2 separate regions of the Mus musculus genome follow, and region 1 is linked to region 2. A link is a loop called in an ENCODE intact Hi-C map of the cell type or tissue named here. Cell type or tissue: heart. All regions are shown on one strand. Links, peaks and the distances in the headings refer to the core of each region. The heading gives the core; the rest is flanking DNA. Region 1 holds the start of Mtfp1 (mitochondrial fission process 1). Region 2 holds the start of Ewsr1 (Ewing sarcoma breakpoint region 1).

The links. Hi-C counts contacts between places; a loop is a spot of excess contacts. Peaks named below come from ENCODE experiments on the same cell type or tissue, not always from the same donor. Only the 100,000 strongest peaks of a DNase experiment are listed, where the experiment ranks them.
Region 1: it touches region 2 in a loop (7-fold over the local background); 2 of 42 quality-filtered maps call a loop at or near these places.

What each region holds. Positions count from the first base shown.
Region 1 is chr11:4,087,416-4,103,374 of GRCm38, forward strand. Mtfp1 (mitochondrial fission process 1) reads right to left here and starts at 8,016. Exons shown (of 4, transcript NM_026443.4): 1 at 7,801-8,016; 2 at 6,974-7,101; 3 at 6,386-6,618; 4 at 4,066-4,884. The coding sequence starts at 7,867. The coding sequence ends at 4,812. Sec14l2 (SEC14-like lipid binding 2) reads right to left here. Exons shown (of 12, transcript NM_144520.2): 12 at 9,624-11,020. The coding sequence ends at 10,890. It overlaps Gm51935 (a long non-coding RNA gene), which reads left to right. Exons shown (of 3, transcript XR_003949843.1): 2 at 5,085-5,133; 3 at 7,239-7,327. In heart, for the core only: CTCF peaks have their summits at 7,143 (motif pointing right) and 10,926 (motif pointing left); DNase peaks (open chromatin) are centred at 7,916, 8,676, 9,316, 9,906 and 2 weaker places; H3K4me3 peaks cover 3,446 bases; H3K27ac peaks cover 3,817 bases.
Region 2 is chr11:5,090,386-5,106,344 of GRCm38, forward strand. Ewsr1 (Ewing sarcoma breakpoint region 1) reads right to left here and starts at 8,711. Exons shown (of 17, transcript NM_007968.4): 1 at 8,624-8,711; 2 at 3,484-3,520; 3 at 3,296-3,347; 4 at 1,474-1,597. The coding sequence starts at 8,636. It overlaps Rhbdd3 (rhomboid domain containing 3), which reads left to right and starts at 8,888. Exons shown (of 9, transcript NM_177370.4): 1 at 8,888-9,181; 2 at 9,363-9,513; 3 at 10,012-10,202; 4 at 11,484-11,520; 5 at 12,776-12,964; 6 at 13,636-14,019; 7 at 14,800-14,962; 8 at 15,048-15,332; 9 at 15,415-15,715. The coding sequence starts at 12,817. The coding sequence ends at 15,592. It overlaps Emid1 (EMI domain containing 1), which reads right to left. Exons shown (of 15, transcript NM_080595.3): 15 at 15,880-15,959. In heart, for the core only: no CTCF peak of the experiment used is centred there; DNase peaks (open chromatin) are centred at 8,856, 8,986 and 9,716; H3K4me3 peaks cover 4,355 bases; H3K27ac peaks cover 3,437 bases.

The DNA.
Region 1 (15,959 bases), core at 3,152-11,151, 1.0 Mb before region 2:
ACAGAGAGTCTGCTGGCATCTGTGGTTTGAGGTGCTATTGAAAGGAATAGCTTCTGGCAGTCAGCTATAGCACATGATCTCCCCAGCTGTGTCCCAGGGCTTCACGTGGATGGTTTCAGAGATGACAGGATGGGTGTATTTTCGCCATGGAAATGAACAATAGAGTCTTCCTATCCTAAGGCAGCCAGTGGTTAAACACTGACTAGCAACATCCTGCTCTGGCTCCCCTGCTAACCCAGGAGGAGGATAGATGGCACGACTCACCTCTCCAGATCTAGATCCTAAGGATCAGAGAAGGCAAACGACCTAGCAGAGGCCTCACAGCAAAACAGCTACAAGTAAGGCACAGACATGCTCTGTCTTCCATCCATTTCCTTGGATTTTCATTTCCTTTTTAATAGACAAACAAAACTCCATTGTGTGCCACATTTCTATTCTTCACTTGTCTGTGGGTGAGCCGGCTCCGTTTCCCAGCTATGGTGAAGAGAGTGGCAAAGAAAATGGATGTGCAAGTATCTTTGCGTGAGGATAAAGGATTCTCTGGGTCTAAGCCCAGGAGTGCTGTGGCTGGGCCAGATAGCCATTCTCTTTTTAATTTTTTGAGGAGTCTTCATACTGACTTACATAGTGGCTGCCCTAGTTTGCATATCACTAGCAGCGGATAAGGGTCCCTCTTTCTCCATATCTTCTCCAAAATTTCCCAATCACTTCTTACAAGGCCTAGAATCCAGTTCAGACTCCCTGCCACCGCTCTTGAGAGCCCCCATCACTTGGACAATATGGCCGGTGGTGGTTTGAATACACTTGGTCCATAGGGAGTGGTACTGTTAGGAAGTGTGTCCTTGTTAGAGGAAGTGTGTCACTGTGGGGTGGGCTTTGGAGGTCTCCTCCTATGCTCAGACTCCACCCATTGTGGAACAGTCAGTCTTCTGGTTACCTTTGAACCAAGATGTAGAACTCTCAGCTCCTTCGCCAGCACCATGTCTGCTTGCATGTTGCCATGCTTCCTGCTATGATGATAATGGACTAAGCCTCTAAAACTGTAAGCCAACCCCATTTATAAGAGTTGTATTGGTCATGGATCTCTTCACAGCAATAAAACTCTAACTAAGGTACCAGGGACTAGGGTATTGCTGTGACAGGCCTGACCATGCTTTTGTCTGGAGGAATGTGGATTTGGAAACTTTGGATTTGGGAAGCAGTGGAATGCTCTAAGAGGGGCTTCATGGATCATCCTAGTGGGAATATGAAGGATGTTGGTGCTGAGGGGGATTCGAACCGTAGGAGCCTGACTCTAGAGGTTTCAGAGAAGAGGAATTTAGTATGTTGCCTGGAGATCATTCTTATGATATTTTGGTGAAGAATGTGGCTGCTTTTTGCCCTTATCTGAAGAGTCTGTCTGAGACTAAGGTGAAGAGATTCAGATTAATTGCATTGACAAAGGAAGTCTCAAAAAAGTCCAGCATAGATTTTTATCCTCTGGTTTACTCTCGATAAGAGCAATTTAAACAAGTATAGCAAGGTTAGAAAGAAAAAAATACAAAATGTATCATTCAAAGAGTAAAGGGGTCCCAGGAAGTGGAGTGGAGCTAAACCAAGGATATTAAATGGGCTTGGGACATGATCCCACCCAACTAAACTTATTCTTTGTGTTTGCAATTAGACAAGAGATAGTTATAACATGTTAGACATTATTATTATCAGGTTATTGTTTTCATTTAGACCTTTAATCTGGAATGAACTACAATCCAGAAATGAAGGACACACCTGGGATCCATATCTTGAGGCTGGAAGACATAGGCTTTTGATCCAGATATTTTTGTTTTTATTTTTGTTTAGTTTAGTTTTGTTTTGTTTTTCAAGACAGGGTTTCTCTGTATAGCCCTGGCTGTCCTGGAACTCACTTTGTAGACCAGGCTGGCCTCGAACTCAGAAATCTGCCTGCCTCTGCCTCCCAAGTGCTGGGATTAAAGGTGTGCGCCACCACCGCCCAGCAATCCAGATCTTGACAGGGGATGATGCAAGCTTTTGATCTGAATCTCGAGGCATAGTGGCTATGAGAAGCTTAGGTCCAGGCATGGTGGTACATGTCTTTAATCCCAGGAGACAAATACAAGCAGATCTCTGAGTTCAGAACCAGCCTGCTACAGAGAAAGTTCCAAGTAAAGAAAAGCTTAAGTCCATCCAGGCACGGCAGATCAAGCCTTTAATCCCAGCACTCAGGAGATAGGCATGCAGATCTCTGAGTTTAAAGTCAGTCTACAGAGCAAGTTCCAGGATAGCCAAGCTTAGTTAGAGAATAAATTCACTGAAAACAGAAAGCTGGTAATAATGTAATAGAACAAGGAGGGCATGTTGCAACCCCAGCATGCAGCAGAACTCCACAGCTCCAGCCACATGGCATTAGATTTAGAGTAAAGAATAGAAGGGGTTACTAGGGCAATTGATGCTTGTTATCTGGAACTTAGAAATTAGTTGGGATGAAGAAGAGACCAGTACCACTGAGGTGAAATATTCTGGGAAGTGTTTTCTGAGAGCACAAAGAAGCTGTGTTCCAAAGATAGCCAAGGTCATACCTTTTGCTGCAGCTGAACTTGGTAATGTGTTAAGAGTCACTGGTTTTGAAGGCAAGAAAGTGTCATGGATAGTAGCTGAGGCTTGGCACCATGAGAGGCCAGGGAAGGCCATTGGTGAGGGTGCAGCCTCCTTTGCAGTTGATGGCCCAGGATTGAAGGGGTCATGCAAAGAAGTTGAGGCTTGGCATCATGAAGAGCCTATGAGAGGCCATTGGTGACATCTAGTCAAAATGATGCCAGCATTTTGGAGATGCCAGTACTATGAGATGATCACCAAGAACAGCAGCAGCAGTGGAGTGGAATCAAGCAGAGCCTAGAGTGCTACAGAAGGCAGAGCTGGAGAAGTGACCCAAGTCCTTTGGAGCTCAGATCATGTGTGGATCCCAGACACTGAAACAAGAAGCTGTAAAGTTGAAGTTGCCTTGGAGACCCTAAAATGTTAGAGATGCCAGAGCCATGGGACACCTGTCAAGAAAAGCTGCTAACAGGGAGTGGAACCAGCCCAAGAAAAAGAAGTGTATTGCGATCATCAAAGCTGAAAGGAGTTGGACATCAGACATGGAGATGCAGACCTTGGAGTCTGTCTAGCTGGGTTTTTATCTTGGTTTGGTCCAGTATTTCCCCACTGTGACATAATGTGTATTCTGTACCATGATATGTTGGAAGTATGTGATCTTCTTTTTTATTTTGATTTTCTAGATTAGAGTTAAGTAAGTGATTACATGAGTCTTGGAAGAGACTTTGAACTTTGGACTTTAAAACAATGTTGAGACTGTGACAGACTATGGGACTTTTGAAGTTGGACTAAAAATATGTTGCATTATGCTATGGCAAGGTATGGCCCCCATAGGCTCATGTGTTTGAGCAAGTCTTTGGAGACCAGGAAGTGGAATGTGGTGGTTTGAATACACTTGGCCCATAGAGAGTGGTACTGTTAGGAGGTGTGTCCTTGTAGGAGGAAGTGTGTCACTGTGGGGATGGGCTTTGGAGGTTTCCTCCTATGCTCAGACTCCACCCATTGTGGAACAGTCAGTCTTCTGGCTACCTTTAGGTCAAGATGTAGAACTCTCAGCTCCTTCTCCAGCACCATGTCTACCTGCATGCTATTATGCTTCCTGCTATGAAAATGGACTAAATTTTTGAAACTGTAAGCCAGTCTGAATGTTTGCCTTTATAAGAGTTGCCTTGGTCATGGTGTCTGTTCAAAGCGATGAAACTCTAAGTCACCACCCCACCCACAACACAAACACCTCCCACTTCTCTCCACCTAGACCTTCATTTCTGACTCCTTTTTTCCCTTTTTCTTTTCCTTGGATCTGATATTGCTCTTGAACAGGCTTGAACACATCCCTCCCTTGTTCTCCCCATAGCCCTTCCTGCAGAGCCAGGAGACCAGCCCACTTCTCCCTCAGTTTACCTGTTCCAGAGGAAGCACTGTGCTGTGGTCGCAACCCTGCTTATCCCCAGGAAGAGGAAATGAAAAGGAGATGCCATTTTTGAAAGTTTTATTAGGTTAGCACTTGGGTTGTGATTGTCCTGCCTCTCACCAGGCCCAGCAGCTCCTGCAACAGGAACAGGCTGGCCAGAGACTCTGCCCTGAGTGTCCCAAATACTGTACCTCTGTATCTTTCCCTAAGTCGCTCAGCCACACTACCACAAAGTGACTTAGAATAGCCAGAAGACTGGCTCTCACTTGTCACATGATCTCAGTATTCCCTGCCCTCTCTGGGCCTTAGTATTCTTCTCTTCCATGGGAGGAACTAACTTTTCCATCAGAAGGTGGGCCCGGGGCTAAGAGGAACTTTAGTGAACAGAGCACTTGCTGCTCTTGCAGAAGAACCAGATTCAGTTCTCAGCACCCGCATGGGGGTTCACAAGCATCCCTAACTCCAGTCCCAGAGGGGTCTAATCACCTCTTTTAACCTCTAAGGGTTCTGCACATACATACAGACATGCAAGTAAAACACTTATACACATAAAATAAATACTTTTAAAAAAAGATTTCAAAAGACAGGCCCAGCCAGAGTTCGTTCCCACTCAGCACAACCGTGGCCACTGAGGCAGACAGAATTGGGTCCCACCTCAGAACTCACTGCCACTACTCCTCGGGGCCTTCATCTCTAAGCTCCCATCAATGTGAACCCACCCAGATGGCAGTGCCATGGACCCCAAACAGCCACGTATCCACATTCTTTGATGTGAGTGGGCCGACCCCAGGCAAGGCACAGGGCAGGGTCAGGGGGTGCTGGGCTTCTCCACTGACGGGTACAGCTTGCGCAGGCTAGAGTCCAGGAGGAAGTCCACTGACCTACAGAGAGAGAAGGCCTGGTGAGCAGGTAGCCAAGGATGAGGAGATGCAGGAAACACAAGGGCTAGGGGAAAGACTCTCGATGCATGGTACCAACAGCAACCATGTCAAGATACATTCGATTATTCTCTTCCCTTAAGGAAGTCATGCTTACACCCCTCCCCCCAAGGATAACAGCCATATTCCTTTTTTTTCTACAGCTGGAGAAATTGAGGCACAGTGGGTAAAGGACTCACCATGAGGTTCAGGGTAAGCTATGCTCCCCTCCAGCCTACCCCTGCCACCACTGAGGTGCTCCCACCCCCTCTCTTTCTCTCTCTTAGATTTTTTAAAAAATAATTTCTGTAGCTGAGCAGTGGTGGCACACACCTTTAATCCCAGCACTTGGAAAGCAGAGGCAGGTGGCAGGTGAATCTCTGAGTTTGAGGCCAGCCTGGTCTACAGAGTGAGTTCTAGGACAGCAGGGCTACACAGAGAATCCTATCTCAAAAGAACAAAACAGGGGCTGGAGAGATGGCTCAGTGGTTAAGAGCACTGACTGCTCTTCCAAAGTTCCTGAGTTCAAATCCCAGCAACCACATGGTGGCTCACAACCATCTATAATGAAATCTGACGCCCTCTTCTGGAGTGTCTGAAGACAGCTACAGTGTACTTACATATAATAATAAATAAATCTTTTTTTTTTAATTCTGTATTTTTTATGTATATGCATGTTGTGCCTGCATAAACACCTGCATGCAAGAAGAGAGCATCAGACCCCATTACAGATGGTTGTAAGCCGTGGTGTCTTTTCTGAGAATTGAACTCGGGATTTCTGGAAGAGCAGACAGTGCTGTATCCACTGAGCGTTCCCTCCAGTCTGGTCCTACCTCTAGTGCTAAAAGCAAGCACACAACACAGGGTTGGCTACTCAGAAGGACAACTGCTCATACATGGGCCCCTCATCTGAGGGAGCCAATGAGAATCTTCCTTGGCATCTTGGCTATCACTACGGAGAAGTTTTAATGGGGTGTAAGATGTTGTAAGGGACAGGACACCATGAGTCACTGGGACATGGCAGGAGAGTGAAACCCACAAGGACGGGACGGGGAGAGATGCTGAAGGATGGATGAAGGTTGGGAAGATGAAGGATGCTGTGTGGCAGTAGCGCTCAGATGCTTGGATCCAGCCGTGCGGAAAACATCCTAAGACTTTTATTTTGTATTTACCTTGCAAACTAAGTTTGACTCATGCCGATATCAGCTCCCTTCAATCCAGCACTCCTGGCTAACTCTGGCTATTTTGCAGCACTGGTCTTTATTTCTGTGAATTTACTTGACCTTTGTCCAGTACCCATAAGGCACTCTGCTTCCTTTTCTGCCGCTCTGCCGCTCTAGCTGATAAGAGCACAGATGGCCTCTCTACTTCAACCCTGCCTCTGCTGCCCCGGTTTTGTGCCCACAGTTCACAGCCTAACTCTACCTGCAGAGTGACTGGTCCCTGAGACCAGAAAGGCCCCTACCTGTCGATGGGGTGGATTATGACGGGGATGGCCAGCAGTCCAAGTGTGGTGGTGGTCCATTTGCGGACAGTCGGGGGCCAGTGGGTCATAGTACCCAAGACATAGAGAGAGGCAGCACACAGACGGTTGATGGTGAAGCCTGGGATAGCCACAGAGGCCAGAGACTGCCACACAAAGGTGTCGACCACAGCCAGGGCCATTCTGGTGTTGCGGCCTGCTTCAGGGCTTGGCACCTGAAAGGTACAAAGACATTTAGCCCAGCTGGGGCAGAGGTAGGAAACCTATAGACAGAAGCATGCCGGTGGACCAAGGAGGAAGAACATGCGGAGGTAGTAGGGTAGAAGGCAGCTGGGTGGAGGACTGGGCTGTACTACATTCAGGGTTGGGGGTGATTTGCCCACATCCAGGAGAGGTACCAACTGTCACCTCCTACCCAAATGGTTTGGTCGGGTGGGGATGAACAATCCTACAAACAAGATTAGCTTATGGACTGCACTATGAGACGCTAACGGGGATAGGGCTGTCCCCACTGCAAGACTGCATACCACCCACACTAGGATGGGTTGGAAAGGGTTAATTAACACTCACCTCTCCTGCCTTCTTGCCTTTGTCTATGGCATCGGCCAGGACATAGGAGCTGGACACACCATAGCTCAACCACACCACAGCTGCAGGAACCAGCGAGCGGAAAGCCTCCCCCACCTCATTGGCGTAGCCTGGAGGGAAAAGGCATTTAACTCTCTGGCCCTTTCCACAAGGGGGCGCTACACAGAAAGCTGCTTCTAACCCTAACCTCTTAAACTACAGTGCGGCAGGTGACCTCAGTCAAGTAACTTTACCTTTTGGTTTCTAGGCCCGCGGACTGACACCGACAATGAAGTTCATGGCTCACTGATCAAAGTCCCCAGCCGTGGTTCTGGGGATCTGCACCAGGGAGGCGACCGGAGGCCACCGAATCACTGAGGGTGGGCTCCACTGACCAGTATCAAGTGCCAGGTCTTTTAAGGCCTTACCTCAGCCCGCTCTTACAGTCAGCACCCGACAGGAGTGCCTCGCATTCAGCCCTTTTTACAGAAGAGAAAACTGAAGCTTAGGAAGAGCCTGGGAAAGGCAGACTTGCTAGGAGTCCAGATCCTCTGACGCCATGGCTAGTGCACGGTCATGGCAGAGGGCAACCCACACACTCGGTTTGTGCCTCCAGAAGAGCCCCGTGGACAGATCTGAACCAACAGGGTTGTGTGACCTTGGACAAGTCCCTAGCCTTCTCCTGAGCCCTGTCTCCAGGCCAAGCCGAATAAGAACTAAGCCCCTTTTCAGACTCCAGATCGGCAACCCGGTCCATTGCTTCCCCCCCCCCCCCGCCCCCAGCCCCTCCGGAGTGGTGGGGTCGCTGCGTCTGTCACTCCCACGCTCACCCAGGTAGCGCACCCACGTGTCCCGGTAGAGGTCGCGCTCGGCGCCCTGCCGCTGCTGCTCCGACATGACTTCCCCGGCAAGGTTGGAGTCGCTGCAGATTAGAGTCTCACCACAACTGTGTCTCCACTAGCACTTGGCTAACACCAGGCAAGAACCCGCCAGTAGTCCGAGGCTGAAGGACGGGTCCCGCTATCGCTAACGCCACTGCAGGGAGTGTCTGAAAATTGCCTTATACAACATCCAAGCCCCTCTCCTAGGCTTGGGTTTTGCAGACAGATGGTCTTGTTTTCTCTGAGCAGTTAATGCAAAACTCTCCCAGACATGACTAGTTTTTGGAGTTAAATAGGTCAGAGTTCCAATCGGAGAATGGAATCTTCTTAGGTGTGCGGCTTCTAGGAAAGGTGTATTTCTCTGAGCCGCGGTTCGTGTGTAAATGGGAGGCGTGCCAACATTCACTGCCTTAGACAGTCGCAAGGACTAATTAATTATAACAGTCATCATGTGTCCAGTAGACTCAAGTTTGCTTCCTTAAGCTCTGGCACTAGCGTAGGGTCCTACTTTACAGTAGGGAAATAGAGACACAAAGAGGACAGCCACTCTCCTGACTCATGCAACTGTTAAAATGGAAAAGGGAGCTAGGGAGTTATTACAAGGGGCAAAAGCACTCTGAATCCTCTGGGATTTCAGAGGGGCAATGCTATGGCCCCTAGAGACAAATCCTACTTGGGCCGCCTAGTAGATGTAAGCCACTTACACACACACACACACACACACCGCCCCTCCCCCCACTCCCCACCCCGGTCCCAACGACCACGTCTGTAAAGCAAAATGGGTGAGAATGGAGAGATGGCTCAGTGGTTAAGAGCGCTTACAGCTCTTCCAGAGGGCCGGAGTTCCAGTCCCAGCATCTACACGGGTGTCTCACAGCCATCTGTAACTCCATCTCGGGGGAATCTGACACTTCTGGTTTCCACAGGCAGCACCCACCTCCCCCAAACACACACACCTATACATTCACACATGAGACACACAGATAAATTCAAATAAATATGGCCTTAAATCTCTTATAAGCCAGGCATGGTGTTGCATGCTTTCATCTCAGAATGTAGGAGGCAGAAACAGGTAGTATTATGTGCGTTCGAGACCAGCCCTGTCTACACAGGGAGTTTCAGGCCTGGTTGGAGGCTACACAGTACAAAAAATATCCAGCTAGGTAAGAACAGGGTCTTATCTAGCTTTGCACAGTTCTTTTAGCTTTTTTAGATCCGAAAGGTGTATACCGACTCCCTTCGGAAGCCAGTGTTTTCAGCCCGTGTCTTCTTGAAACTTGTGGGTCACCGGGGACTGAGCCCGGCGCGGGTGGGAAGGTAGAGTGCTGGAGCGGAATTAGGAGACGGTCCCTAAAGCCACGTGACGCTAACCCTCGGCCTCCCTCCCATTTAGTACCCGCTGCGCCGGTCACCGCGGGAGAACCGCCCAACCCGTCTGGAACCACCGAATGGGGCGGGGCCTCCGCCCTCACCGTGAAGGCTCTCGGGAGCATCCGAATGCCTTGAACAAAGATGGCGGACGACGCTCACCGGCTGAACCAATCGGAAGGCAACTTGTTAGGACTTCGGAGAACGTTGTCGCGAGAGGAGAGGAAAGGGACGTTACTGTCTCTCTGTGCGTGCCTGTGTCCGAGTGTCGTGAGAGTAGAGGGGAAAGGAACAGAACATGTGTGTGTGTGTGTGTAATTTTAGCCTGCTACTTGGCATCTGAAAATTTGGGGTCTAATGTAAGAGACCGCTAGGAAGCCGGCGATGGGCAATGAATTCTGCTCTTTGCTTTGAAAATTGATCACTTTATTCATTGGTTAATGTACCTAACAGCATTGTAAACCAAGGCCAGGCTGTGCCCCTGAGATGTGTGACTAGATCCTGGGTAGCCTCGGCCCTCTCTGCTTGCCATCCCTGCACCTGCCCAGAGCTCCCTCCGCTTCCTGAGACGAGGCTGGGCCAACGCCTCGTTCAGAGGAAAAGGCAGACCCCGCAAGGGCCTGGGGCATCCTTCCTGAATTCTGGGCAGCCTGTAACCTGGCTCTCAAGTTGTGTGGGGTCAAGAGCTTTTTATTGCAAGGTCACCTGTGCCTGGCCCCCCTCTTTACCCTGGCTCAAATGTTTGCCCAGCTATGGCTACCTTCCCGGGAAACCGCCCACCCTGGCTACCTGCATCCCCAGGCAAGAGGAAGCCACTGCTGCTATTACACGCCTCCACAGAGAAGGGCCCACCAAGCCCTTGCTCCTGTCAGGAGACTGGTTCTCAGGCACTGTGGGAGACTGGACTGGGAAGTGCACTCAGTGCTGTCTCAGCCCCAATTGTCATCTTTGTGTAGGGCTGCTCAAGCGGAGGGTTACTTAGTGAGAGGCTTGGGGCCCACCCACCGCCTCCTTGGTCCTTTCCTATCTATGATCCCTGAAATTAATTACCCTTGTGCTTGTGGAGGGTTTAAACAGGCAGCCAGTGGAACCCAGGAGTTAATGAGGTTCTGGGGGGGGGGGCTGTTAGCCTTCCTTCCAGTGCTGACTTGGGTTACTCCTGAGATTGGGGGGGGGGGGGGACGAGAGACTCAAGGCTTATGACAAAAAGTTTCAAAGAGCTTTGGATACCCATCACATCTAGTGGCCTGCTACCTTGCAACCATCATTACAATCATGGAGGTTTGGTCCATGTTCATTTAGGAGCAAGTTTCTCCCCAGCAGCTGGCTTCCCTGAGTATGACATCCAATCGCTTCACTTCTTTCTAAGTTCTTCCCTGCCACCATCCTGTGTACCCTTCCCTCCCTGTCTCAGCTGTTCCTGGGCAGGTGAAGTTGGCAAAGTCTACAGGGTAGACATCATTACAGCCGGTCCCTGGAGACCCCTTAGTATTCTGACGACGAGGACCCATCTAGCTATTTATCCTCATTCTGATTCTGAACAGGAGCTCCGTCCAGTCTGAAGTCTTCCCTCCAGCCCAGTTTCTTTGGGCTAATTGGTTGCAGGAAAATGACTAAAGAAACTGACAGGAAGACATTGGGGGGGCCAGGCCTGCTGCAGGGGCGAGGTGTTATTTGGGGGTGTCTGCCCCCTGCTGGTTCATCTTCTCTTCGGCTGCTTTGTCTGGAAGCAGGACCTCCACGGTGAAACTGACTTTCTTGGCATGGATGAAGCTGTAGGTGTTGTCGAACCGCAGAACATCTGAGGAAGCAGAAAACCAAGCATTCAGGCAGTTCCCCCCAGAGGTAGAGGGTGGTGAAGGGACTGGTTTGTACTGACTGAGCAAGGTGGTGTGGTAGGAGATGGAGGCGAAAGTGGTGTAACAGCCCTTGGTCCCCTGGAACTCAGTCTGGATGAGTGTGTTCAGAAAGTGAAAACTGGTGTGAAAATGCAGAACAGGCCAAGTGAGACGCGGGACAGAGACTCACATCTGTAACAGCTTGGAAGGAAAAGGTCTCCAAGGCCAAAGTCATGGCTTTGTTACACAGGCAGAATAATGTTGGCAGCCTCAGTGCTTGTGAGGATACAGTCTATGTGTGAAACCATGGGTTTGTAGTCTATATGTGTGATCCCGTTCTTCCTCACAACTCTGAAGTCAGCAACAGTCCGACTTTAGCTCAGCTCCAAGGGTTCTAGGGCACACGGTGAGCCACAGTGGGGTTGGGCTTCCTTCTGGTTTGCATTCCTGACTGTAGTACTGTCTCGTTTGGACCCTGGGAACCCCAGCCCGTTCTGCTTCCCTGCAGACTGTATGAATCAGCTGCTTACCCTCTGGGAAGATTGACGGGACCAGGATGCTCGCTGCACGCCTGCCCATAATGACAAAAGGATGGGCTGGTCACAGAAGGAAAATTGCCCAAGGGATTTGTGCTGTAATCCATATAGGGAAACACTTTTCTGACATAAAAAGAAAGAGCTTTAGCTGGGCATGGTGGTACCCCTGTAATCCCAACACAGGAAGGTAAGGGTCAGAAGTTCAAGGGCAGCCTGTACTATATATACACTGTTTGAGTCCAGACTGGCCATATAGACAAAGGACAGGGTGTTGGGAGGAATGTCTAAGATACATGCAGAGGCTATGATAAGTGTAGAACAATTTGTAACATTTTTGTTAATTTCTGTGTAAAACCAAAACGTTTTGGCCTTTTTGTTTGTCTACACTCAGAGATCTCTGATCCTAGCACCCAGGAGTAACTCCACAGCCCTTTTGAAGGGAAGGTTTTCTCACATCCTGTGGTGAATGTGTCTGAGCAAGCACTTGCCAGGCTTGTTATGGAAATGTGTCTCTGAAGGGACAGACACCCTTTGGTAGGCTGGCAGGTGAGAAGGCTGTTAGCTGTGCTTTCCTCTGGGAAGAGGGTGGACTCAGTTGGCAGAGACAGCTTCTAAGCCCTGGCAGTTGAACAGGCTTGCTTTCATTCTCAGCCTGTCTCTTTGCAAGCTTGTTCCATTTCACTCAAATGCCCCTTCAAGACAGCTAAACACAGAACAAAAGCAGCAGGGCCTCCCTTCTGGGCCGCTTTCTGGCTTTCTTGACGTCTTCCCCTCTTCTCACCCCTGGATAGATTGCATGAGGCGGGTAGTTAGCACAGCACCTACAGACTCCTAGTCCCTCGTCTCTGCAAGGGGCCCTGCAGATGCCCTACTCTTTCCTCTTGGTTCTGATGACAGCCTTGGCAACCCAAGTTCACTGTACTGTGATCTCCTTAGACCAGCACTGAGATGCAAGGGCCTTACAGCAGGCACAGAGGAAGGGGCTGTCACTGCCACTCCAGCATCCGAATGTCTCAGTGTGACACTAGTCATGTACTCACAGGCTCATGGAGACCCAAGGGAAAGATGCTGTTCCTTAGGGACGCAGAACAAAAGGTATCCTCTTGCCCTCCCATGTTTGTAGTGGAAAATGTCTAAATTACAGGTCTAGAGCCAGAGGTTTGGGTTAGAGCTCTTGCCTAGCATGCAGGGAGCTCTGGGTTGAGTTCCTGCTGCTTCATAATTACTCTATTCACATTGGCTTCCTTTTGTTTTCCTTATATTCCAGATAGAGTATTGATTTTAAAGCTGTATGTAGGGGGCTGGGGAGATGGCTTAGCGGTTAAGAGCACTGACTGTTCTTCCGAAGGTCCTGAGTTCAAATCCCAGCAACCACATGGTGGCTCACAACCATCTGTAATGAGATCTGGCGCCCTCTTCTGGAGTGTCTGAAGACAGCTACAGTGTACTTAAAGCATACAATAAATAAATCTTTAAATTAAAAAAAAGTTGTATGTAGGTGTGTTACATTATCTCTGAGTTTCATTTCAGAATAGTAATGGGGACAGTAGACACTGTAGGAAGGAAATGTTGGTTCTTGGATTCAGAACTACTTCTCTGGGGTTACCTGGCCCTCAGAAGCACGGCCCTCCCACCTAATCCATGGTCTCTACAACCTTGCCTCCAAATGACACCCGGTCCTACCTCTCCTCCCATGCTGCCTTTCCATCTGGGAAGGGGAACTTTATGCTGTGGCCTGACTCTGCTCCTCCATCAAATAAGCAGACCCCAGGCAGGTAAGCGATCTTGCAGGGAACAGATCCAAGGAGGAGGAAAGTCAGCAAATAAGCAGACCCCAGGCAGGTAAGCGATCTTGCAGGGAACAGATCCAAGGAGGAGGAAAGTCAGCAAATAAGCAGACCCCAGGCAGGTAAGCGATCTTGCAGGGAACAGATCCAAGGAGGAGGAAAGTCAGCAAATAAGCAGACCCCAGGCAGGTAAGCGATCTTGCAGGGAACAGATCCAAGGAGGAGGAAAGTCAGCAAATAAGCAGACCCCAGGCAGGTAAGCAATCTTGCAGGGAACAGATCCAAGGAGGAGGAAAGTCAGCAAATAAGCAGACCCCAGGCAGGTAAGCAATCTTGCAGGGAACAGATCCAAGGAGGAGTAAAGTCAGCAAATAAGCAGACCCCAGGCAGGTAAGCGATCTTGCAGGGAACAGATCCAAGGAGGAGTAAAGTAAATTGAGGATTTGCAGTTCCATCCTGGTTGTATTGAAAGCTGTTTATCCTTCAGATACGAGAGAGAAGCAACTGAGTTGGAGCCCTCCAGCCCCTCCATGGCCTTTGGGGAAGCACTTCCTTGATCTGAGACTCTTATCACATCAAGGATAAATGTCTTGTTTCTTGGACGGTCTGTGGCTAGGAGCCTCTAGTATCCTCTCTTAGTGTCTACACTAGTAACATAATGTGTAAGAGAGCATCTCTTGTCTATCTCTACCATAGCTTCTTCATCTCTTAAAAATTTATTTTAATTTATGAGTGTCTGTCCTCATGCACATTAGAAGAGGGCATCAGATCCCATTACAGATGGTTGGGAACCACCATGTGGGTCCTGGGAATTGAACTTGGGACCTCAGGAAGGTCTCTTATCTGCTGAGTGGCGTCTCCAGCCTTGAGCTTCCTCGTCTTTTAAAGAAAAGTAAACCTCCAGTGTATAATGAGCTTTTTCCTTTGTGGATGACAGTGTCTAGCCTGTGCTAAGCCTTGTTCTTAGTGCAGCAGAGTGCATGCATTCTCCTGAGATCTGGCTGCTCTCTAAAAAGGGTGACCCTGCTCCCCGGGGAGCTGGATTGTGTACAATGTACCTGAAGGTAGGGAGCACCAGAACTGCAGGCTACTGGGTAGAAGGATCTGCAGAGCTAGTACAGATAGCCCTGTGCCGCTGCCTCAGCAACCGAGCCCAGGATGTCTCCCACCTCCCTCATAGCCTCCGGGAATGCTCTGCTCTCCAGTTGTCCTGGTAATAATAACACTGATGGGCACAGGTGCTGAGTCGCATGCTCTGTCTCTGACATCACACCATAGCCTCACAGATCTTATCACATGTGAGCTGGCATCTCTGTAAGATCCCAGTTGCAGCAATCAGGAAACAGACTTAGGAAGGCTGAGTCATTTGCCCAAGTCTACACACATAGCCAGCGGGGCAAGCCCAGCTCAGATCTGAATGCAAAGCCCTAGCTTGGCACTTTTCTACCCTCCATCCTTTGGCTCTGTCAGGAAAGAAATTAGAAATTTGCCTGGCTTGTGTGTGGCTGGCATACATTTGTTCTTTTTATACTATTTACTAGTACTATACTATATATACTATATCATACTATACCATACCGTACCATACCATACCATACCATACCATACCATACCATACCACATAACACTGTAGAATATAGTTACAGAAATAGTGGAAGAGAAAGCCCTCTATAAGTATCCTAAGTTAGTGTAGGTTTCCCAGAGTTCCTTTCTGTATATACTCTTTCCCCTCAACCTCAGTAAACATGTACCACACACGCAGCATTTCACATTTACCTGCTTAATGTGAATTAACATCTTAGCTGTCAGTGTGTCCTTTTTAACGGCTCCATGGTGCTTTGCTGTAATAGATGGACCTTTTTGTGGCTATATGCTGTGCCACTGGCTTTATCAGCTGCTAGGAACTTCTTGGTCCCTCTAGCTTTATGTATTTGTAAAGGTTTCTGTTGGACACATTTGAGGACTATAACCTCCGGGTTGAAGGGATTTAAGCCAATACCAAATGACTGTCTGTGAGGGTTTCTGACATGTGTAAGCTGCCTTCCCGTGTCCTGGACCTGCTTTTTGGTCAACCTGGAGGTGAGCGGTGCTCAGATTTCAGGGCTGGCCTTTTTTTGGCATGCTATGCCCTGTGGAGATTCCCTCCACCCACACAGTCAGTTCTGCGTCTCCTGCTTCTAACTGTCTGGCTGCTGTCTCGGACCTAGTCAGCCTTGGACAAAGCCTGTGTACTTCAGGCTGGCCTTAACTTACAATCCTGTCTTAGCCTCCTAAGTTCTGGCATTGCAGGAGTGCTCCACCATGCCCAGCTCCCAGAAGTAGATGTTCTGAACTCCTGTTCTCACCTGTTACAGTGATTCACCTCTTCTTGGGAATATCAGGGCAGAGGCCTAGCCAGCTGTTAGTTATCTGGGACCCCTTAAGCAAGGCACTGCATTTTTACAATTCTACTTTTCCTGTGCCAGGACAGGTGACCCCAGAGAGTGCCCCTTCCTGCACTAACACCGTGAGGTGACCAGTCCTCTGAGGAAGGGATACATCATAAGCAGAAAGGTAATGTGCTTCAAGTGTTGCCAAGA
Region 2 (15,959 bases), core at 4,084-12,083:
CATGTAACACAGTCTGACTTACCAAAGCCATCTTTTTTTTTCCCTGCATGCAGTATTCTATTATTTCTAGGCTTACAGGACTTGACTTTCTTTCTCTCTCTCTGGGGGGAAGTGGGTTTGAGACAGGGTTTTTCTGTGTAGCCTTGGCTGTCCTGGGACTCACTCTGTAGACCATGCTGGCCTTGAACTCAAAGAGTTCTCAGCCTCTGCCTGAGAGTGGGATCAAAGGCATATGCAACCTTGACTGCTTACTTCTTCTACTCTGCTTAAAACCTTTCTTAGGACCATGTTAAATGGCTTAGGGATAGCAAAGGCCCATTATATTCTCAAATCTACAGGTTTAGTTTCAGCTCTCCCCACATATGCACTAGGTTAATAAACACCTCCATCCCTACACAGTAGTTAAGTTAGTAAAATTCTCACAAAATCCCTGACAATAGATGAATATTTTCCTATAACCAATATAATTCAGAGGAGTTCAGATAGTTGAAATAGGAAGTCTTTACATTTCTAAGATCTTCTTATACAACATTCTACAGGAAAAAAAATTACCATTTTTTTTTAGCATATTACATGTAATGTATTCTTAGACCAGTTTCTCTTTTTAGTGTCCTGGAATGCTATTTATATTTAAAACATACTATGGATTAAAAAAATTCAAAATACTTAAAACAGAAAGTGGATTAAAACAATTTGTAACACTTAAACAGAAAATAAAATGTGCCTGTGTTATAGACAAACATATACATGCAGGGTGGCAAATCTGTTTCCTTAAATGAAACTAATCATGCAATCTAGCCTTCAGGGAACAGGGAAAATCAGCTGGAATAATACCTTTCAGAAGGCAAATAACTATTAAGGCTCGACAAAAGCAAAGTTCATAGTAAAACCTTCCCCAAATTATAAGGACATGGATCTGCAAATGGCACCTGAAGCAGTTTTTTCATTAGCACCTTTGTGTGTGATGTTAGAAAGTTCAGGGTTTAAACAAATGAAAACACCTAAGGGTTAACATTACAGGGTTAGACAAGATGGAAAGCAATTCCCATGCAAGAATGAGCAGGATAGTCAAACCTGTACTGGTCCCTTCTACTGTGGAAAGCACAAAACAAAAAGTAGAGGGTACACTATCAGATGAAGCAAACAGATGTGAAAACCAGTTTGATTTTTAAGCAGCTCAGTTTAAGAAGGCTCATTCTTATCCCTAAGTACAATCTTCTACATTAGTTCTATCTTGTATATTACACACAGTGTATAAAAGTTTAGTTTTTTCCTCTTTTAGAACTTATTCTACCCACCTTCTATTGGATAGCACTTAAGGAAAATTAAGAGCAAAGACAAAAATACCCCCCAGAATAAAAGATCCCCAGATGTCAACATACAGACCAGAGTATATACCTAAAAGCATGAATAACAGGCCTTTCAGCAAATCCCCTTGACACTATCACCTAGTCTCTTGAAGGCTGGCCTTACCAGTGGGAGGCTGTCCGTAAGAAGTTGCATATGCAGTCTGCCCGTAGGTGGCAGTGGTCTGAGCCTGAGTATAGCTGACATCAGTAGGCTGTCCATAGGTTCCATAGCTTTGTTGCCCATATGCCTGCTCCAAAGAAATTCATGAAATAGCTTCATAAGAGAACCTTGTAGCTTAGCCAAATAATGACCTAACTTATTAGTTCATAAACTGGAGAAGCAAAGTACAAAATACTGCTTTCTGGTATAAAAAAGAAATTATAAAAACAAGGAAATTATCTTAAAAACTTAATTTTTATATAAGTTCTTTCATGTTTTAGTCAACCTAGAAACAAAAAAGTTCCTGAAACAATTAGGCAAAAATCTCAGTTAACCATGTAACTGACAGCACATAGGGATAATCCAAGATTCAGCCAGCACCTTGCTGATATAAAAATAAAAGCTATCAATTCTATTTCAAGAGAACAAATCAGAACAGTTCATGTTCTCTTATGTTTATCAGTATAGCAAGGTTATGGTTTTTAAACTCGGACATCAATACACTTAAAATCAGATAAGGAACAAGCTGTTCTTTCAGATATTTTAACATGCTCATATTGTAGATTTATTTGAAAGACCAATGAAAAGTAAAGTAAAGCCTTTGAGAAGCACGACTTCCTGCCTGTCCTAGGATGTTTCCACGACAGTTAATATCTACTTTTTAGCACAGATCATTCTAGAATTAGAGGTAATTCTTTTTCCTTTTCCCCTTGAGACTTACTGTGCAGTCCCAGCCTACACCTTGCTTTGTAAATCAGGGTGGCCCAAATTCAGAGATCCACCCGCCAATGCCCCTGTTGTTGGGATTCAAGGCGTGCATTACCACTAGGCCCAGCTGAGGTAATTAATTTTTGGTAATGTAGGCAAATACTTTCTAGATTCTAGAGTCTGTCATCCTTGGCTTTTGAGGAGGTGTTGGTGGCTGGAGCCAGTATATCGCATATTTACCAAAGAACTATATTCCCAACTCCTGGTCAATTTTCCCCCTTAAGTATTTCTGCAGTGCCAGCACACATTCTACCACCATATCCCAGCTCCAGGTTTTTAAGTTTTACTCAATCTGACTAGTGGAGGGGTGTACCTGTATCATGGTATATGTGTACAGGTCAGAGGACAAGACAATTTTTAGGAGCTAGGTCTCTCCCTTGACTCTATGTGGGACTTGGGGATCAAACTCAGGTTGTTAGGCTGGTGGCAAACTTTTCCAAAGAGCCATCTCTAGCCCCTACTCTGGGTTTTAAACATAGATTGATATACTGACAAGAGCCGAGGAACAGTTATTTTCAAAACTAACTCCACTAGTTAATGTGCAACCACTAGCAAGTTATACAGTAGCCATGCAGTAAAATTTTCTCATGTGCAACAATCCTAGTGATGGTCTTTAGAAATTATGATGATTAAATTAAGCATAATAAAATATGCACAAAGAACAAGACTGCAGTAAGATACTTACTTTGAGCCTAGGAATTTTAAAAAGTCTATTTCCAGCTTTAAAATGGTTTCATTACAACCCTCATTATGAAAGATTAAAACTTTTGAGTTTTAAAAGCTTAGATAATACTACCGCTATTTATTTGTATAAAAATTTAAAAAACGGATGGGCGTGGTGGTGCATGCCTTTAATCCCAGCACGCCGGAGGCAGAGAGGCAGCTAGTGGTTGCACAGAGTAAACCCTGTCTCAAAAAACAAAAAAATTAAAAAAAAAATCTCTTAGCTACTGTTTTAGTGGTCATCTGAAACATCTATACTGAAGATATAACTATTCATCCTTGTCTTTGGGATTACCTGGGTGGTCTGTGCATATCCTTGAGTTGGCTGGGCGGTGTAAGCACTGTAGCTGCAAAAAGAATTAAACACAAGAATTGACTATAAAACATTTAGACTGTGTTACTACATATCCTTTAAACTACAAAAGGCCTCATACGCTAAAACCTTAACCAAAGACAAATTATTGTTGCAGAAAGCTGACTTACCCCTGCTGGGCTGCAGCTTGACTATAGGTACTGTAATCTAGAAGAAATAAGAGAAATTATTAGCCTAGACAAGAAGGGGAAAGAGATAGATGGAATTCAAGCAGTAATAATAATTCTTAAATGTTATATAGAGTGGACCTATATGCAGACACATCCCAGTTAGCACATCTCATCTCTCAACACCAAACCAATTAAGTCAGTTAAACTAAACAAAGTCTGAATATGGTGCTAGGTAATGAAGTCAAGATCAGTTGAGTTGGCAGGGATACCTTGCCAGATACCCTACAACCATAAACCCATCTCAACTACCAACTATCAATTCAAAGACACTATCATTATCTTAGGTATAAACCAAGACCACAAAACGGCATCAACCTTACTGTCAGATTTAAAAAGAGGCACAGAAGTACTAAATTTTCTTTCTTTCTGCTTTTTACAGGCTTTCTCTGCCTAGTCCCAGCTGTAGACTATGGTGGCCTTGAGCTCATGGATCCAGTCTTTGCTGCCCACCCACCCCAGGGATTAAAAGTCACCAACACGCCTGGCATTTTTGTTTTGAGCAAGAGTCAGTAAAGGGATTAGAGGAGCAAGCTACTATGTCCAGCATCTGTCAGGCTATCCCTTAAGGTAAGACTAACCAGAATTCCCTAGAACAGTAATAAGTGAAATAGAATGACGGAAAATGGGGGCTGGAGAGATGGCTCAGCGGTGAAGAGCTCTGACTATTCTTCCAGAGGTCCTGAGTTCAGTTCCCAGCAACCACATGGTGGCTCACAACCATCTGTAATGGCATCTGATGCCCTCTTCTGGTATGTCTGAAGGCAGCTACAGTGTACAGTATATAAATAAATAAATAAATCTTAAAAAAAAAAAAAAAAAAAAAAGAGACAAAAAACAGGAGTCATTAAATCTAAAAAAGGGTCCTGCTGTCAAGAGCTGTTATCTTCATAATATCACAAAAAGATATAAACCCCAGTGAAGCCAAGCTAAAGGATGGGAGTAGGGCTGGTGGCTCAGCAGTTAAGAGCACTGACTGCTCTTCCAAAGGTCCTGAGTTCAAATCCCAGCAACCACATGGTGGTTCACAACCATCGGTAATGAGATCTGATGTCCTCTTCTGGCACACTTGAAGACAGCTACAGTGTACTTACATATAATAAATAAGTCTTTAAAAAAAACAAAAAACAAAAAACCCAACAAGGACAGGAGTATATAAGTGGTCGGTCTATGTGCTCATTCTCCTGACTATACCGGATGTGTGGATACCCTGGTTCCAACTTCAGCATAATGTACACAAAACTGACCAGGTTAATACAATTCCAAAAACTGTCAAAGAGAAAACAGCACTTAATAGGCCTACAGGAAAAATTGCTCTAGGTTCACAATTGCCATTTCTTAAAACCTAAAAATTATTTCAACATCAGCAACAACAAAAATCACAAATTTTCTTCTCTGTAACTAAGTCTACCTATAATTTTCCTTCTCATATGAAACCTATATTATATCAAAAGGAACCAGCCGTGTGAGGTGTCATACCCCTTTCATCCCTGCACTCAAGCAGAGCTCAGGTGGATCTCTATGAGTTTGAGGTCAGCCTAGTCTACATAGTGAGTTCCAGGACAGACAGGGCTATAAAAGACCCTGTCTCAAAAAAAAACAATAAAAAAGGAACTAGCCGGGCATGTTGGCGCATGCCTTTAATCTCAGCACTCGGGAGGCAGAGGCAGGCGGATTTCTGAGTTCAAGGCCAGCCTGGTCTACAAAGTGAGTTCCAGGACAGCCAGGGCTACACAGAGAAACCTTGTCTCGAAAAACCAAAAAAACAAACAAAAAAAGGAACTAAATCTGAACTATGGAGGTGTTGAGTAATGAAAATAAATGCCTATGTTTTCAAAACATCACGGAATTAAAGCTACCTACGTTTTGGGCATTTTTTTAATGCAGAGAATTAAAAAAAATACGCAATTATTTCCTCTCCACAAGAATACGTATCTTGTTTGGTGTTCAAAGACAGCACTGTCATTAAGACAGAACAAAAGGGTCCTTTCTTTTCCAATCAGAAAGTAGTCCCTCACCCAAATGTAACAGCTGACATCTTTCTTCATGGAAGGCTCTGGCATACGCCATGCAAAGTCTGCTTCACAATCCCCTAGCCAACAGTACTTTCCTGAACTCATTCTGCCCCCCCTTTGGCTTTTTCTGAGACGGGGTGCAGCCCTGGCTGTCCTGGAACTCACTCTGTAGATCGGGATGGCTTTGAAACACCCGCCTTTGCCCCACAAGTGTTGGGACTAAAGGCCTGCACCAACACCACCTGGCCTGAACTCACCTCTTAAAATCGACTCTTTCAACCTTTCTGCACCTCATGGGACTACTTTCCTTCTACACTTTTAAATTCAGAGCTCTGATTACCAATAGTATCAGTAAACTGTTCAAAAGATATCTACAATGAAGAAAATAATCCTCTAACAAAATTCTGAAGCATTTCCAATAAAGCTACATTTTCTGTGGTGGTGAAGTAGTGGTTCTGAGATAGGATCTAACTACTTAGCTGGCTGACCTTAATTAGTTATATAGACCAGGCTAGCCTCAAACTTGCTACAGACCCCGTATGGCTGTCTACAACTAGTGTTGAAATTATAGGTGTGTACCTCCATGCCTACTTGCTACCTTCCTTTGTCTACCTTTCTGCCGTTTATTTGTTTGTTTATTTATTTATTTATAGACAGGGTCTCACTATGTAGCTTTAGCTGGCCTCAAACGCTGCGCTCCCCAATCTAGGATTAGATGATGACTGGCTACTTGCCACATTCTTTATATGAAAAACAAACAACAAAGCAAATACTGCAACCTACATTTTGTTGAGGTTTCTGTGTAAAAACGACTTTTTGAGTCATTGGCATTAAGTTTGATGTTTACAAAGACTTACACAAGAGCAGTTATGTAAAATTGGCAATGCTGATACAGAACAGCCAACCACTTGAGACGAGGGTGCTGCCAAAGGATTTGGTAGGCTAAGGAAAAAGCGACCCCCCCCCCATGTTTATCTACCTACAAGCATGACACTGAAGCAATGGTCAGATAATTTAACAATTGAAAAAATAAGTCTTTAAATGCCCGGATACGTAAACACTTCACACACACACACACACACACACACACACACACACACAGAGCAGGCTGAGAGATTATGATGTAGGGGCATCCTAGAATGCTAATGTTTTACTTTTTGTTCTGGTAGTTATTTAGAGACTGTAATTCTGCTTTACTGGACACACTCTATAGTTACTGTTCTACAAGATACAGAGGAGGGAAACCATTACTCCCCTTAGGCAGTGGCTTGCTTCAGGGCAGCCATTAGCCAAGCTGAATAGGAAGGTTTAGGCTACATAATTCCTGTAGCTAGCAAGGGTAAGTTTGTTGGGACCAAAAAAAAAAGTTATTTTAAGAACTGAAAGGCTCAAGAAAAAAAATTTTTTTTCTAGGACAGGATTTCTCTGTGTAGCCCTGGCTGTCCTCAAACTCAGAGACCACCTACCTCTGCCTTCCCAGCACCGGTGCATCGCCACCGACCCTTTAAAAAAAGTCTAAAACTAAGTTTTTCAGGAAAGCCCTTAATAAAGTCCCCTCAGCAGGGCCAGGACTGTGGGTATAGCAGAGCACACTTTTCAACTTAAATTTGGTTCAGGGTGCTATCAACATTTTCTGATAACAAAGATGACTAAAAAGTGGCAATGATCTATCAAGCAGAAAAACTGCAATTGCCTTCTTGGGCTTTAGAGGTTAAGAGAAGGGTAAAAGGACCACCAAAGAAACCATTTTCCACTAGGATATATTGGACTGTAGTCGTATCTCAGTCTTCTCTTAGGGACACTTTGGGTAGCCTGGTACCAAAAGCAAGCTGTTTACTAACTACATCGTTTGCGTCGTCAAATTGTGATGCTGGAAGCTTTCCTAAGCCAAATGAAGAACCCAGAGCTTTTCCTGTCACCCCCACTTGTTTTCTCCTCCTGCCTCCAAGGCCACATCACCAGACCCTAGATTCCGCTAGAAGCAAAAACAAAAACAAACAAAAAACCCGCCACTGTGCCAGTTAACTGTATTCTAAACTGCAGGTGAGGGCTAGGCTACACTTATTCTCTCGGTAAGGACCACAACATAACCATCACATTCTAGAGTTCCCGCCCTGGACTTTCAAAATCCGCTATGGGTCTCTTCCCCTGGCCTCAATAGGGCCAAGAAATAAATCAGCCGGCTAGCTTAACGAGCAGGCCTACAGAAACGTGGCGTGCCGAGGCTTTTCTGCCTCTCCTGGATCAAAGCTGCTAGAAATCTCTTTCTGGAAAAGAGTCTCCTCTCCGGATCCAGACGGACCTTGTTATACAACCGATCCCCCGCGCCGGTTGCTGAGAAAAGGACACTGGGAAGCCACTGCTTTTTGGGTAGGGAAGGAGGTGGAGTTAACTCATGATTAAATCGAAGCCTCTTGAGTGGGGAGCACGAAGATTTAGGGGAACCAACTAGGTCCTCCGAGGGGGCAGCTTGGTCGGGCCGGGCCAGGCCTGGGGGATAATGGGGCTCCCCTCTTAAGCCGGCGCCCCTCAGCTTACACATTCGCGACGGCTTTTTGTTTGTTTTTCTGAGTCCCTACACAGTAAACACTTGCCCTGGGGCTAGCGATGGGAGGAGACGTTCCACGGGAAACCGGCCACGGCTTCTCGAGCCGCCATCAGACACCTCGCTTCACGCGCCTTCGGGGTGATGGGCTCCAGGCCCAGCCGCGGTCCCCTTCGGGCCCTCGGAGGCCCTAGGCCCGGCCCACGTGGCGAGAGACCCGGAGCACCCGGCCCCGACAACCACCACACAAAGGAGGCCTGGACGGGCTCTGCACGCCTCAGCTACCGCGAGGCCCTCGCGCGCAACGCGGCCGCCAAAAGGTTCCAGAACCAGCCCGCCTAGTGGGGGAGGGGAAGGGAACGCGGATCCCCCACCCCCACCCCCGAGCTCGTCGGGCCGCGGCGGGAACTCCAACCCCTTTCGGCGACTTCACTCAGTCATCCCTGCCACCCCCAGAGACGAGCGCCTCCCAGTCTGGGTGTCCCAGCTGTCGCCGGCGGGACCGCGATCCCACTCCGCTTACCCGTGGACGCCATTTTCTCGCCTTCCTCCTCGTTCTCTCAACGTCCGTCTCCTTCTCGCGTTCCCCCTAGGCGCCGCACTGCGCAGGCGCGAAACCCGCAACCTCGGACGCTACCATCGGGCCAGGCCTCGGGGGTGGCCGAAGAGGAGCGAACCGGAGCTCTTCGGCTCTTCGCTCCCGAAACCGTTGACCCGATCCTCTCCCAAAGAGCCGGACGTGACGAGTGGTCTAAAAAAAAAAGGCGCCTCGGGGGCCAGCGCGCCAGTGAGCGAGGGTTACCCACGAACCCGAGAGCTCCTTGGCGCGAGGCGCGGTGGCTCGGAATGGTTACGCCCGCTGGCTCTAGGGACCGTCTCTGAAGAGTCTGCCCTGGAGGGAGACGGAGGCTGGCGGGAGGGCTGGGGGAAGGGATCCCGGCCGGCCTGAAACAACTGCTGACTAATCGGCGGGCGGGATCACGCGCCTCTGTGTGCGTGCAGCGGGTTTCGGGCACCGAGGGCTCGGCCTGGAACCGGCGGCCGGACTTACCGGGCGGGCCCCCCTGCTCGGTTTTCTAGGGTGGGTGGGGGTGGGAGGACATGCTCCCCAGGCCCCTGGACGCGTGGCCTGAGCGGGCGGGGGAGGGGACCGAGGGCCGTCGGCTTGGGAGGGAGGCCGGGAATGCCGCGCCCGACCCCAGTAACGGTCGGGGTTGAGAAGCCCTGTGATCGTCCTTCAACCCATCCCCTTGTTTCAACAGAAAACCCAGAACCCACGAAATTGAGTTCTTTCCTTAAAGTTACAAAGCTGAATGCGACCCAGACCCCGGGCCTCCCCTCTCTGTACACCGCCCGGAAGCTTCGCCACACTGTCCTTGCCTTCCCACTCTGTCCTCCTGGCTTCCCTGCAAGGTAGGCAGGGTGTGATATGCATAGCTCTGAGGTCTCTGACAAGGGCTCCAGAAAGACACTGAGGCGGATTGTTGGCGATTGGTGGGGTTTTTGGTTTTGCTTTTCTGAGAGTTACTGACACAGTGGACAGACACAGACAAACATTAGCATGGCGGGCGAGGACTCGGAAGAAACCAGGGTCCATGTGGGAGAAGTAGGCGTGTCGCACCCTTCTGAGGATGGGCGTGGCTTCAATGCCGGAGCTTCTGGCCCGGGGCAGGCAGGGAAGGGAGCTGGGAGCCCGATGTGTAGCCCCCCAGTTCCCCATTTTATGTAAAATCACCTTCAGGTGAGAGATCCAGGCGTCCGAGTCTGTTAGTTCGCCACTCATAGTGTCTCACTAGAGGCCGGTCGGAATCTGAAGGGGAGAAAGGCGTGTATTGTGTTCTAGGAGGAGCAGCTGGATTCATTATTGGATTCTTACAAGTTACGTTTTATTAATTGAAGATATGGTTGCAGGAGTGTTACGGCTTGCCTATGATGTATGAGGCCCTAGTTTCCATTCCTATCGCCAAGAAAGAGAAGAGACTGGTCCAGAGGACTCGAGGCCCAGTTCCCTATGTCCATGGACCTGTCCCCTAGTGCCCAGGGATGGAATGGTTGTAAGAAGGTGCAAGAGGAAGCTTCATTTTAGGTGACCCTGCCTCCAGGTAAGGGTGAAATCTGCCTGCTTTTCTGAACTTCAACCCAGTACCAAAAATAAAGGGTGGAGTTCACCCCAGCAGGACCTGGGACTATGCTAATATGTCTTCCAATGAACACCAGCCTTGAGTCTGGAGACAAGCCATTTGAGTGGGGGGGGGGGGGAGCCAAACTTTGCTCATTAGGATAAAATTCACAATATGGGAAGGGAACATTGACAATTCAGAGTGAGTAGGAGATGGCCTATTGAGGGATGGAGGCAAGGCCAGGCAGAGGAGATTTTCATATTTGGCATCTGCAAGGGAAAGCCTTGACAAGGAAGCTAAGTCGAATCGCTTTCTGCCCTGAATCAGCTCAGTAGGAGACTCAGAGGACTGCCCAGGAATGGTGGGAGGGCCTGGAGGAAAGGCAGTGTGAGAGGAGAGTACAGGAGAGAAGCTATGCTCGGTGGGCAGGGAACGACCATGGGGTCAGAGTTTGTAGCAGCTGCTGCGCCTTTACTTGTAAGCTATGTGCCTCCCATGAGTCATCTCTCCAGGTGGTGCTTTGGGTTGGTTTGAGGAAGAGCTGGAGCCTGAACCAGGTGCAATGGTGCAGATTTGTGACCCAGCACTTAACACCTAGTCAGGACAATCTTCTATCCCAGGCTGTGGATAGGGTTACCTGATGAGATTTGTTTAAAGCAACACCAAAAAAAGCTTTAAAAAAGAGAAAGTTGTGGGCCTCCACTCTATCCTTTTTCTTACCATCTGTAAGGGAAATGTATCAGAATCCGCAGTTCACAGATTAGGACGCTTGCCCAGGGACGCACAGCAGAAAGCTGCAGCACACACTGGAGTATCCTTGGCAAAATGAGGCTAGGGTCAGGGTTGGGGAGGAAATAGTGCCACGGTTGTAATCACCTTGTAAAGCTTGGAATGCGGACTCTTGTAGCCCACTTTCAGCCTTACACTGCTTGTACCATTAGCTGTCCTCGCCCCTCACCCCCACCCCCTGTTCAAAGGGGCACCTGAGGCCATCAGGACTCCCTAAGGCTGGGAACACTGGAAAGGAGGCAGGAAGTGGGAAGCCTGAGCTGGCCTTGACTTAGCCGTTCCCAGGGGAATTACCCATCTTTTTGGCAGTGAATGGCCCCAGTTTAACTTGTCTGGTCCTGTATCTTCCACTAAGACTTAAGGCCCACCAGACTCGGTTTTGTTTTTGAAACTGGGTCTCATATCACCCAGGCTAGTTTTTTAACTCAACATGTAGCCAAGAACTCCTAACTTTTTCTTTTATTCTTTGTCCAGCACTGGGAAGCAAATCCAGGTGCCTGTGCATGGCTAGGTGAGTACGCTCCCACTGTCTGCATCTCTAATGACCTTGTACTCCAGTCCTCCATGTCTCCACTCCTGAGTGCTAGCTAGCATCACAGCTGTGCACGGCCGAGCTGGTCCCATCCCAGACACGTGGGCAGGTAGGATAGGAAGGTGGCTAATAAGAACAGGGGTTGGGACTTGAGCCCACTTCAGCCAACCTATTGGACCTGCCTCTGCAGGTTCAATTCCCCCTCTGTAAAATGGGGTCACTGGGGGGCTGGAGAGATGACTCAGCGGTTAAGAGCACTGACTGCTCTTCCAGAGGTCCTGAGTTCAATTCCCAGCAACCACTATTTTTTTCTTTCCAATTTCCATTTATTTTTGGCTCTGGGGCGATGTCATCTTTTCAATATGAAAAAAAAAAAAAAAAAGCAAGTAGAACACAAAATAGAAAGGTAGGAAATGACCAAACCAAGGGCAGGAGGAGAACGGGGCAGAGGTGGTGACCTCCCATCTGGGGAGTGTCTGAAAGACCCAGGTGGAAACATATTTTCCCAAGTGTGGAGTTTCAGCGGGAATTGGAGTGTTCAGAGGCCTTGCCACACCCCCAACTCCCATCTCTCAGAAAAAGGAGAACCAATATAGGGAAGACACTTCCAATGGCAGTTTTGGCTCAGGACAGCTGGAGGATATAAATGGAGATAATACTGTTAATACCTCTCCTGAGGCTGAGAGATAAAGCAGGAGAAAAACAAAACCAAACCCTGCTGACTGAAAGCCCGGGTGGATTCCTGCGTCTATATGGCCCTGACTGGAAAACCCCACCCTCTCTTCCTGGTGGCCTCTACCTAGTATCCCCTCTACCCGCTTTTCCCTGATCCACTCACTACTAATGCGCCGCCGGAAGAGGACATCAGATCTCATTACCGATGGTTGTGAGCCACCATGTGGTTGCTGGGATTTGAACTCAGGACCTTTGGAAGAGCAGTCAGTGCTCTTAACTGCTGAGCATCTCTGCAGCCCCAATATACTGGAATATTAACTGGACAGTTAAATTAAAAAAAAAAAATGGATACCAGTAGGAAGCACAGGTTAACAACCAGAATGCTCAAAAGCGTCTGTAATGGGATCTGATGCCCCCTTCTGGTGTGTCTGAAGACAGCTACGGTGTACTCACATACATAAAAGAAATCAAAAATAAACAAAAAATGGGGTCACTGGTAAAATAGAGAGGGTGTCAGATAAAAGCAAAAATAATTGCTACTGTTTTTGTTTATCCCTAGCCTACAGCCTCAGGACCACCTTTGACTACCATCAACCAAATATGCATGCCTGGGAGGCCCCTGGCTCACTGTCCCGGGCCCTGCCCCTTGCTTCCTCAGTCCTGATGCTGCTGCTGAGCTGTCTGTGGTTATTGGGGGCTGGCCCCAGCCTCAGATTGGCTCCAGAGCTGCTAATGGAACCCTGGCAGGGTAAGGACTGGCTCCATGGACCTTGAAGGAAGTTATAGGGCCTGAAACCAGTTAGTGGCATTAGTGTGAACCTTATGGTGGTTATACAAGGATAGGGCAGAGTGTCCCAGGGCAGGTTAGTGTTCTGACATGCCCAGCTCAAGAAAGAGGGCAGAAGATCCTGTAAAGGTGCAGAAGGTGAGATGGAAGGCATGGGTAGGAGTGCTGATCACATCCCTTTCTGACAGCTTTCCCTGGAAATAAGGACTGAGGGTTTCAGTCAAACACGGACTTCCTACAAACTTGCCTCCAGTTTACATTTTAAGAACCCAAATGTTCAGGGAGGTGTAGAGGTTTTTCTAAGGTCATACAGCTCTGTGGGAGTGGGTGGTTCTAGCAGGCAGTTTTTATTAGAAGTAGTGCTATTAACTAGATGTAGAAGAGAGTTGGTGACTGTGACAATCAGCTTCAGTGTGCCCAGGACATAGCGACACTCTGCAGTTGGTTGCTGTGCGTTGGCTCACAGTGATATAACTAGAGCGTAGCTGTGGGGTTGAGAATACTTTGGTGTCCTCTACCAGTGATTGGGTAGTGACATTTAACATCCTAGCTCCTGGGTAGGGGAGGCTGCCATACCAGGTGGCCCTAGTTAAGGGCAATCCACCCCTCTGACCTGACCTTCTTGTTCCCAGTGCACAGGCTGCTGACCCATGCTCTGGGCCACACTGCACTGCCAGGCCTGCTCCTGAGCCTGCTGCTTCTGCCCACTCTGGGCTGGTGGCAGGAGTGCCATCTGGGCACTGTGCGCTTCCTGCACAACTCCACTGTGCTTGCCCTGGCTACTGGGCTGCTGGCTGTGCTGCTGGCGGGCCTTGGGGTGTCCGGTGCGGCTGGAGGCTGTGGCTATATGCCTGTCCATCTAGCTATGCTGGCTGGACAGAGTCACCACCCTGGATGGCCTCAGAGGACACTGCCACCATGGCTGCTACCATGGCTGCTGCTGGCCCTGACCCTGCTGCTCAGCTCTGAGCCACCCTTCCTGCAGCTCCTTTGTGGCCTTCTCACTGGCCTAGCCTGTATCCTTTGCCTGAGCCCAGAGCCCACATGAACCTCACTGGGCCTCTTGGGTGCCTTGAAAAGAACTGGCACAAGGGAGTCATGTCTAAGCAATGCCAGGTCACCAAACACCTGTTCCTGACACATCTTCTTTTGAGCAATGCTCTGGGCTGGGGACAGGGCTCATGGCCAAGTGGAGGTAGGTGTCTTTTATCATCAAAGAACCCTATGAGATGCTTGGAGAGGAGAAGGGGCCTGAGAAGTCACTAACCTGGATCCTGTGTGAAGGTGGCATCAAAGCTAAGATGGGCAGGCTGGGTACAGGGCGTAACTGAGAGGAAGGCTCAGTGTGGGAGCAAGCCTGAGGCTCTCTGGGAACAGAGTGCCAACGTGGGCCCGTGGTACAGGTATCTTAAACATCAGCTTTACTCCCAAGATATGGGAAAAACAGCCACCGAAGAGAACAGGCTGACCCATCTAGACATTCAGGCTATATGTGAGTCACAGGATCATTTCAGAATGCAGACACCAGTCACGCCAGTCTGGCTGACAGGAGGAGGATCTGTCTTCAGGCACACAGGATCTGGGAAGAGGCTTATGAGGTGGATGAGGGAGAAGTTCTGCCCCTCTGGCTGACTGGTTTCAGGCAGCGCATTTTGTTCTTGGCTTGAGCTGTTGATGTAAAGGAGAATGTGGTCCTGAGGGAGGTAGCAAGGCGAGACACGGGAATGCCCACACATGGCCTTTATCCCACGTCATCCTGTTTCTCCTTGACCAGCCGCCCTGCCCTGGGCAGGTAGATGCTGCTGGGGCCTTCCAGTGGCTGGAGCTCTCAGAGCAGAGACTGCAGGTGTTACAGGAAGGTGTCCTTTGCAAGTCTCTGGCCCGATGCTGGCCGCTGAGGCTCTTTCCCACCCCGGGCAGTCTGGGTGAGCTGCCTGTCACTTATCCTGCTGGAGTGAGGTGAGGGTGGTGTTGGGCTCAGTGTTGGATGGTGGAAGTTGTGACAGTGGCTGGCAGTCCAGGCCATCCACCTCTGTCCCTACAGGCCTGCCACCCCTAGACCTCCTTACCTGGCTTCCTCAGACTCCTGGCCTCACAGTGATGGCTCTGCTCAGCTCCCACCACGCCTGGGGCCTGGACAGCTGACATGGAAGAACTCGGAGAGGGGCTTGGACTGGGCTGGGTCTAGCTTTGCTTCAGCAACGACGATGTGGGCAGCCCTAGACGAGCAGATGCTACAGGAAGGGATCCAGGCCTCCCTTCTTGATGTGTCAGTTCAGGGTTCCCAGAGCTCTCTGTGGTTGCCAAAGCCCTCTGTGTCTTCTCTAAGGTAAGGCAGGGTGGGCAGGGGTGCAGCCTCCTGCTATGGGAGCCATGCTGTCCTGACATTTCTTCCTTGTCCTACCTCACAGGCTGCAGCAGCTACAGCACATGGGATTCCCCACTGAGCAGGCTGCAGTGGCCTTGGCAGCTACAGGGCGTGTAGAGGGGGCAGTGTCACTGCTGGTGGAAGGGCTAGTGGACACTGAGGCCCTAGTGACTGAGGGAAGGAGTAGCCCTGCCCACTGCACAGGCACTGGGGCCTCATAGTCCTTTCCTTGTCTGCTGAGGGCTTGGTGCGGTCTTGACTGCATCCCTGGGGTAGGACTAGGCCCCAACATGTTTCCCTGGTACTTTGTAAGAATAAAAGCTGATTTGTTTTTCAACCTGGTCTCCTGAGTGTCAGTTGTCATGTCTGGCTCCTCTGTGTTGGCATCATGGAGGAAGGAGTGAGCAACAGTGAATGTGTGGCTGTTGAAGGAGGATCCTGCCCCCATATCCTTGGCTTGGGTGGCCCTTTCTGGCTGCCCTGGGCAGCACATAGAGACCAAGCGAAGTAGGGTCAAGCAGGGATGTTTATTGTCCTGTACATATTGACTCGTGGCATCTGCAGCAGACACTTGGAGTAGGCGTCCCT